2 separate regions of the Homo sapiens genome follow, and region 1 is linked to region 2. The links are chromatin contacts, found by Hi-C or POLR2A ChIA-PET in ENCODE. All regions are on one chromosome and are shown on one strand. The core of a region is the stretch at or near the end of the contact, and the rest is flanking DNA. Distances in the headings are between cores, read along the strand shown. Region 1 overlaps SGMS1 (sphingomyelin synthase 1). Region 2 holds the start of ASAH2B (N-acylsphingosine amidohydrolase 2B).

Evidence for each region. A loop is a pair of places that touch in the nucleus more often than their neighbours do. ChIA-PET counts read pairs that join two places held with the same protein, here RNA polymerase II (POLR2A). Pooled maps may share reads with other maps.
Region 1: a loop to region 2 is called in a pooled map, with 4 times the contacts of the local background. The contact joins the enhancer-like site here to the promoter of ASAH2B in region 2. A Hi-C loop is called at or near these places in 6 of 37 single-sample maps with no recorded cell type and 10 of 50 pooled maps. POLR2A ChIA-PET finds 5 or more read pairs at or near these places in 2 of 52 experiments (activated T-cell and naive thymus-derived CD8-positive, alpha-beta T cell).

Annotation. Positions count from the first base shown.
Region 1 is chr10:50,536,508-50,540,895 of GRCh38, forward strand. The region is part of intron 2 of SGMS1 (sphingomyelin synthase 1); the gene reads right to left. Among named protein-coding and RNA genes, the nearest start is that of SGMS1, 85 kb to the right of the region's middle. RefSeq lists a silencer at 2,042-2,336 and an enhancer at 2,329-2,538. Within about 2 kb of position 2,709, at least 5 of the 41 ENCODE cell types and tissues checked have a DNase peak (open chromatin) inside an H3K27ac peak, as active enhancers do.
Region 2 is chr10:50,737,303-50,741,381 of GRCh38, forward strand. It overlaps ASAH2B (N-acylsphingosine amidohydrolase 2B), which reads left to right and starts at 2,634. Exons shown (of 6, transcript NM_001321958.2): 1 at 2,634-2,681.

The sequences.
Region 1 (4,388 bases), core at 1,459-3,958, 200 kb before region 2:
ATTGCTGTATTAAACTGCTTAATTACAAAAATAATTCTACATGCTCACAGAAAACATTTTATGTACAGCACTAAAGCTCTAAGAGGAAAAACTACCTAGAATTTCACTTCTCAAAGATAATCCAAGTGAATATTTTGATTAATGCCCTTCCAGGTCTCTCCTCCATGTTTACAAAGTTTCCTTATTGAAATCTTAATCTGTTTATTATAGCATGTTTTTCATACATTTTGTCCCATGTCATACTTTTCTTCATACATGAAAAATATGAAAAACATGCTATAATCATTGTCATCATTAAAAACATGCTATAATCATTGTCAAGATTATGCAATAGTCTATCATATAGGTGAATTATATTTATTCAATCCCCTTTTGGACATCATCTGGGTTGCTTCCAATGTTCAGCATTTAGGCATCCTCAGAGTGAAATCTCTGAATACATCACTAATCATTTCCTTAGAAGTTACTCTTAGAAGTAGAGTAACAGAGAGACAAAGGGTTGACACATTGCTTCTTGTTTGGTCCCCAGGCCTTCCAGGGAAAACAGCCCACTGAGTCATCTTAGCATTTGCATTTCTCTCAAGCTCCTTTGGCTGAATTTTCCCAGTCTGCATCTCTAACATGTCTAACTGAATGACTGATACATATCAATGCATATCCCAGGACCCTCTACTGATCTTGTTTGATCCTTAGTTCAAACCTTTGTTTTTTCCACACAGTAGCTTTCTGATCAACGGACAAAGTAACCTTTTCTCCAGAAAGTTTGGAGTATGGAGCCTGTACCTCCAAATCTCAAACCCTCCTACTGCTAAGACTACTCACCTGGGATGGTGTCAGAGATAAAATGTTGGGGTACTCAGCCCTCTACCCCATTTCATGATGCTAACACTTAATTTACTTAGCATCATCCTGTTTCTTTTCTTTTTTTTCTTTATATATATATATAGATATATATATATTTTATTATACTTTAAGTTCTAGGGTACATGTGCACAACGTGCAGGTTTGTTACATATGTATACATGTGCCATGTTGGTGTGCTGCACCCATTAACTCGTCATTTACATTAGGTATATCTCTTAATGCTATCCCTCCCCGCCACCCCCTGCCCGCCCCCATTCCACAACAGGCCCCGGTGTGTGATGTTCCCCATCCTGTTTCTTTTTGTGAAACCAAGGTTTCAGTGGGACTACATGCTGGTAGTTTTTGAAATAGGAATGTTGCCTGAGTGGAACAGTAGCTGCTTAGGATTATTCCCTAGGTCATAGAGCTTGTCTACATTGTACCGTCAGGAAGAATGAGGTTACAAAGCAGAATTCAAGAAGAGTGACACCTTCACTGTGAGAGCACAAAAGCCATCCAAGAAGATGGCTTCAACCATTTGCTTATTTACCCTACAAGTAACTAAGCTCAAACTGCATCTATTAAGCCATATGAATCCCATTACATATTAAATGTTTGGTCAGTTCTCAAGAAGGCACTGCTACTCAGGAGGCTGGGGCAGGAGGCTTGCTTGAGCCCAGCTATTCAAAGTTACAGTGAGCTATGATTATGCCACGGCACTCCAGCCTGGGCAACAGAGTGAGATCCTGCTCTGGAAATACAGAGATTAAACAAATAATAATAAGGTGCTGGATAAGATGCAGATAAAACCAAAGAGCTTATCAGGGGTGGGTGGGTGGGCTCACACCTGTAATCCCAGCACTTTGGGAGGCCGAGGCAGGCAGATCATGAGCTCAGGAGATCGAGACCATCATGGCTAACATGGTGAAACCCCGTCTCTACTAAAAATACAAAAAAATTAGCCGGGCGTGGTGGTGGGTGCCTGTAGTCCCAGCTACTCAGGAGGCTGAGGCAGGACAATGGCATGAACCCGGGAGGCGGAGCTTGCAGTGAGCCAAGATCATGCCACTGTACTACAGCCTGGGCTACTGAGTGAGACTCCATCTCAAAAAAAAAAAAAAAAAAAAGAGATAGCTTATCAGGGGTGCCTTCAGCATTCTGGACAGGACAATCCTTCATTAAGTGGGACCCTCCCACTCCCAACTACTGAAAGGTATTTAGCATCCCACACCCTCAGGACATTAAATCCTGATATACACACCCCTCATCATCATGACCACTGAAAATGTTCCCACACATTTCAAAACACCAGAGGAGAGGGATGACACCATTCCCCACTGACAACTTCTGTGTCTACTTAGTGGGATGGAATTCACATTCAGGAAATGACAGAAAACAATACTGATCTGGAGGTGGAACTGTGAGATAAAAGCTGTAAGTATCATTAAGTGGTCAAAGGCGATCCAAAAGAGTAGAGCAAGTTTTGATAAGAACAGGAGATGGAGACTTGTAACCTTCCCCAGAATCCAGTCCAGGGTTAAAGTCTGCCATGAAATGCCTTCTCATCAACACCCTGGATTTCCCCTACTTAAGCTGATTACATGAACTAATACAAGGAAACCACCGAACTCGGTGAGCAGCACATCCTACACACTTGGCAATGCCAACTTTTAAAACACAGGTATTGTTCCTGTCCTCCTGCTCAGGGCAAGCGTTCTTGCCATGTGGGCATCCAGGGAGGGCAGAACAGTGACAGCCCTGGTGAGCATGAAGGGCACTGCTGGCCTTCCCCTGCCGGGCTTCTCCAGAGGACTCAACCATAGGCCCCACCCATTCACTGCTGGACTGAGGAGATCTGACCCCTGTCTAGTTCCTTCCCGCCTGTGTCAGCTGTGGTCAAAGGGCCATTGTTCCCGGAAGGCCAGTGTGTTTTAGCCATCTAGGAACAATGCCCCTTGTTGATCCTCTGTGCTCCAGTTGAATAAGGTCATAGACTGTTTTCAACCTTAGTCACAATCAATATCATCACCTTTTATTGTATAGTGTTGGCATTGATATGTTTTCTGATAACATCTATATGCTCAGGTGAGACTGAAAAGGTCGGTGAATGAGCCATCTTTTATGGATCCTGTTCGAAATTTATTAATGACACAGTATACACTAAGTATTATATGGGACCTGATTCTCAAACTTATGGAGCTTATTTAAAGTACAAAGTGATCACTTTAAAATGCAGTTTTCTGGGCCTCTCAAATTCTGATTCAGTAAGTTGTGGGGGCATGAACCTGCAAATTAACCATCCCCACATGTTTCTGATACAGGTGATCCATGGGTATGCTTTGTGAAACACTGCCACAGAATGATAGTAAACTGAATTTAAAATGAGCATCTTCTTCTTGATGTTTTATATTCTATCTCCTTGAAATGGATCTTTCACTAGCAAAATAAACATTAAGTAAAAGTCCAATGGAAACAAGAAATCAACTTAATTATGAAAGAAAATTAGAGTCCCTGCTGTAAGGCTCATATATAGACATGATAAGCCTATGCAACTGAAAGTTTAATTTATGTGTATATAAAATTTACATTTTAGTCTGCATAAGAGAGTGGCTAAACAGAAAATGATTATTTATGTCAAAGCATACTGAATGTAATTATACAACCTTATATTTGAATATGCTCTACTAATTTTTCAGTATTTCTTACTTAATCTTCATGAAAGAATTATCTTATCTTACAATCTGATGACCTGTATTAGACTGGCATGAAAATTAAGGCATGAAAAGTTTATGCAACATGTTTAAAGGTCAATACAAGGACCTAAACATCCAGAAGGTGATGACATTTTCTGCTAGATTAGAAATGTCAAATAGGTTTCATGCCACATGCCAATTCACACAGACCAGTAGAGTACTAAGAAAGCCAGCCCAGGGGAAGGATGTGGTGATAAATTAGTAATAAATAGACTGGCTCGTCTGGCAGGTAAAAAAAAATGGTGGCATCTGTGCCACACCTCATGCTAGATATGCCAACTCTCAGAGTATTTAGCAGCACTTAAAATACTCACAATTACCACTACTCTCATTCTTTCACTCAACAAATATGAATAAGCATCCACTATATGCCAGCCACTAGACATATACCAACAGACTGCTATCAAGGGGGTCAATGTCATGCAATAAGGTGGTTTCTAACCTAAGGCTTTCTCTGACAAAATGAGATTTAAGGGGGAACTAAAGAAATAATTAAAGTCAACAATTTGAAAAAAGAGAGAGGAAAGTGGAAGTGAATGCTATCTCAGAGAAACCAAAACTAAGCCACCATGACTGGATTGAAGAGGGGGAACACGGAGGGCTGGGGATTAGTGGGCAACTGCCAGGTCATGCGAGTCACTAAGGTTATGAAATTATGATTTCAACTTAAGATCATGGGAAGTCATGGAAAAGTTGAGTCCTGCAGGTTTGTTTGTTTTTTGTTTTGGCTTTTAGGGGAAGGAGGTGAATTACCAGATTTCCATTTCATAAAGAGGGTGGAAAAGAGTCACA
Region 2 (4,079 bases), core at 1,384-3,883:
TCCAAACTTTTTTCTCCTACTATGGCATCTTTTCATATCTGCATGAACCAAATGTGGCTTTTGAAATAGGAAATTTTGGATGGAATAATAATCCACTATGAAGGAGTCATATAGTTAATGTAAGGAGAAGGGCTGACTTACAAGATGAGACCTAAATATATTTTTAAATTCTTAAACACTACTATACTTTCTCCTTAATGTACCCACAACATATGTCTCAGATTTCAATAGTCCTTGGAGACACATTTTCCTCAAATACCTGAATAAAAAGACAAACCTACAATCTTGCTTTATTATATATAAGAACTTAATAATTTACCAAGTATTCAAAGATATCCAGGAACATTTATCTTCTTCAAAATATTTCCTGATTTTAACTTGCTATTCCATTTCTCATCTGGATCCAGATCAGAACCTTTACCTACTTTTCTGCAGGTTACTCACTTCTGGCTTTCTTCGTGCTTGTGTGGCTCTTTTTTAAACACTTCACACTGAGTTGTGGACACCTATCCCTTCTTTTTTCAAAAGGTCTTTTTTCCCTTCTTTTTTCAGGAGGCAAGGAAGGGGGAGGCAGTAGGAAGGACTGAACAGAGAGGAAGAAGTGCGAAATACTCATTTGGAACAATGGGAGATTGAATAGACCGGAAAAAGAATGATTAAAGTGAGGACTGCTGGCATGGTCCTGTTTTCTTCCAGCCATGTTTAGTTGCATCGTTGTGGCATGGAATAGATGGAGAGCTGAGTTTATCCAGGGCTCCCATCTTACTAAGCAGATAGGAGGTGACAGGGAGGTGGGTGAGTTGAGGAGGTGTGCAAGGGACCAATGAGAATGGTTGGCCATGGAGTTTAAGCTCGCTCACTAGAGAGGGAAAAGTCATAAAGGAAGGAAGAAACAGTGAAAAGGTAGTAAGATCTGGATTGGAGGTACTGGTAAGGTTGCAAGAATTTTGTTTCAGGGCAGTATAGGGAGTAACCTGGATAGCTAGGAGGTGGTGGTCAGAGTGGGCTACTGTGGGGTTTGCAGTCCTTGGACCTGACAAGGTCTAAGGTCTGATCATGGAGGGAGGGGGAAGCTGAGGTAGGGCAGAGGACAGGAGTGGGCTTCATGAGATCAAAAGGATGTTGGAAGGATTATCTACCCGGATACTGACATCTCCATGAAGTAAGAGGCATAGTGTGAAGAAGTTACAACATCCTAAGCTCTTCACAGATAAGGGAAGCATGCACCACGTGGGTAGCCTCTCTTGTTTAGCACCCAGTATATAGCCTATGCAGAGTGAATACCTGGGGGCTGCTGGGGGCGAAAACAAGGTCACTGTGACAGGACCTGAAGCCTGGGGGTCTCGGTGACAGGAGTGGGCCTAGTTTTTTGGTGTAGAATTGAGCCTTGAGTGCACTGGTGGGATCTTATTGAAAGGAACCCCTCCAAGACTAGAAGAAGATGCATCCTCTGACAATGTAGGCTCTGTAGGCGTCCCAAGTACCTGGGCTGTGGGTTAGATGGACTCCAAGGCATTTCCTCAGGTGGCAATGGGCCGATCCCTGGGAAGGCAAAGCTGTGCAGGAAGAAAATGGCAAGATGCTACCTTCCCTCAGGGAAAGCCCCTTTCCCGGGAGCAGGGAAGGCGAGGCAGTTTAGGCTGGGTCAGTTTGTCCCTGCCATCAGAGTCTGTTGGTCCTGGAAAAAGAGGGCCTTATTTTATTTATTTATTTTTCTTTGAGACAGTGTCTTGCTCTGTCGCCCAGGCTGGAGTGCAGTGGCTCGATCTCAGCTCACTGCAACCTCCGCCTCCAAGGCTCAAGCGATCGTTCCGCCTCAGCCTCCAGAGTAGCTGGGACCACAGGGACCACAGGCGCCCGCCACGACGCTGGCATTGATTGATTGATTGATTGATTGAGAGAGAGGTAGCCTCCCTGTGTTGCCCAGGCTGGTCTTGAACTGCTGGGCTCAAGCAATCCTCCTGCCTTGGACTCCCAAAATACTGGGATTACAGGCGTGAGCCACCGTGCCTGGCTAATTTTCTTCCTTTCTTTTTTTTCCTGCGAGACGGTGGGCGGGGGTATCTCCCTAAGTTGCCCAGGCTGGTCTTGAACTCCTGGGCTCAAGCGATCCTCCCGCCTCAGCCTCCCAAAGGGCTGGGATTACAGGCATGAGCCACCGCTTCCTGCCAAAAGAGGGCTTTAGGGCACCCCCAGAACCTGAGATCTCCCTCATCTGTCATCTTTAAAGAGAAGGAAGTCGACTCCCAGTCGAGCCATAGTCCATTTGTCCCGGGCACGGTGACTCCGGGGTGGCCAGGACCAAATGTGTCTCCTTCTGGCTTTTGCACCGCACCAACTAATCCGCGGCAGGCCGCACAGCTGCCCTGGCCTTCGCGGAGGACTAAGGCGAGGGCGGTGTACGCTGCTCCGGAGTCCCACCGCGGGAGTTGAGGCAGCGGATTCCGAGGGCAGGGTGGGGCGGAATCGGGAGGGATGCGGACCCGGTGGAACGCACTGCGCAGACGGCGCCGGCGCCCGCACACAGCTGTTGACTAGTCTTCCAGCTCTCCCCTGGAAGTCGTCCAGGCGCCGGTCTCTTTTTTCTGCCTTTTTGTTTCCCTCCCCGCGAGTCGGCGCGACGGTGAATTTCCGTTTCCGGCGGTGTGGAAGCGGACCTGAGGAGTCGCAATTGTGAACAGGTTCGGTGCTGCGGCTGGGGTAGGCGGCAGTGGGGTCCCTGGCTCTGGGGCACTGGGAAGATCGCGAGTCGTGCGCGTGGGAAGGTCCTTCCCTGGTCCTCCGGGTTATCTTTGCTCCCCAGGAGCAGCATATTTCACCTTTAACGGAGGCGTGCCCGGGAGTCGTTGGGAGAGGGAACGGGGTGAATCCCTGCAGAGAGCCTGACGGGGAGGGAAGGTGTCCGGGAGACGTCGTTTCCTGGCGACGTGGTCCCAGCAGGCGACTCGGACCTGAGCCGAATCTGTTGACCCCAAATTGTGCTTTTCCCACCAAGAGCAAAAGAAAGAGAAACATTAGTACAGCTTCGGAACTAAAATATAGTAGAGAAGCAACATAACCTCGGAAATCCCACAGCTATTCAGTTTCAAAGCGTTCCTAGTGCCCAGCTCTCCTAACTCCCAGCCGGTGTTCCTTGACGTTATGGTGATATATAAAGACTTTCTGTTTCCGCTCGTGTTGTGTGTCTGTGGGAAGCCTCTGACTCACTTCTGTGCTCCAGTAGCACCCTGTGCAGCCTTGCAGTGTATCCCTTATTGCACGGAAGGTACTAGTTTGGATTTCCTCTGCAAGTCAGATCATAGCTATATCCATTCACTGGCACAGTGGCTAGCACATCATAGATAGACCAAACATTTATTAAACGGAATTAATACAGGACCTTAATTGAATGAAATGGCACCCTTTCCCGCTTTTTTTCAATCAAGCTGTCAGATTTTATGCAGCCTGATATTCTTAAAAAACTCACTAATTCAGTGATTACCAATTTATTGGCCACAGATTCCCAGGTACCTCAGAAATCACTGGAAGGGTCTCTGTAAGTCCATGGGGTCTCCAGGCATCATTTAGAACCAGTCATATCTCACACATACAGATACTGCTGTTTTTCAAATGTGTGTAGATGAGTTATAATTCAGGAGTTTTACAGAGGTGACAGGTACTAAAAGTAATACTGCGATCCTATTGGAAGTTCATAAAAACGTTTTAAATTTTTTATTACAATTTAAGTTTAAGTTAGGAAACCACTTCATTAGTCCAGTTGATACCTAGGTCTGAGCTGTCCAGTATGGTAGCGACATGTGACTGTTTAGAGTTAGAATGAAATTAATTAAAAATTCATTTTTTCAGTTTCTTTAAGAACATTTGTTTAGGGCCACAGGTTTCCAGGCTTAAGGGTGGGGCCTTTGCCAGGGAACCACTCTCTTCTACCCAGTATTTTCCTGTCTCCTGTCCATATCACAGGGATATACTCCGGCAAGTATTGCTATTAATTACTTCATTCATTCAACAGATGTATTGTGACAGATACTGTGCTAGCCACTTTCTGGGGCATAATGATGAAAAGAATCTGTCCCTTCCCT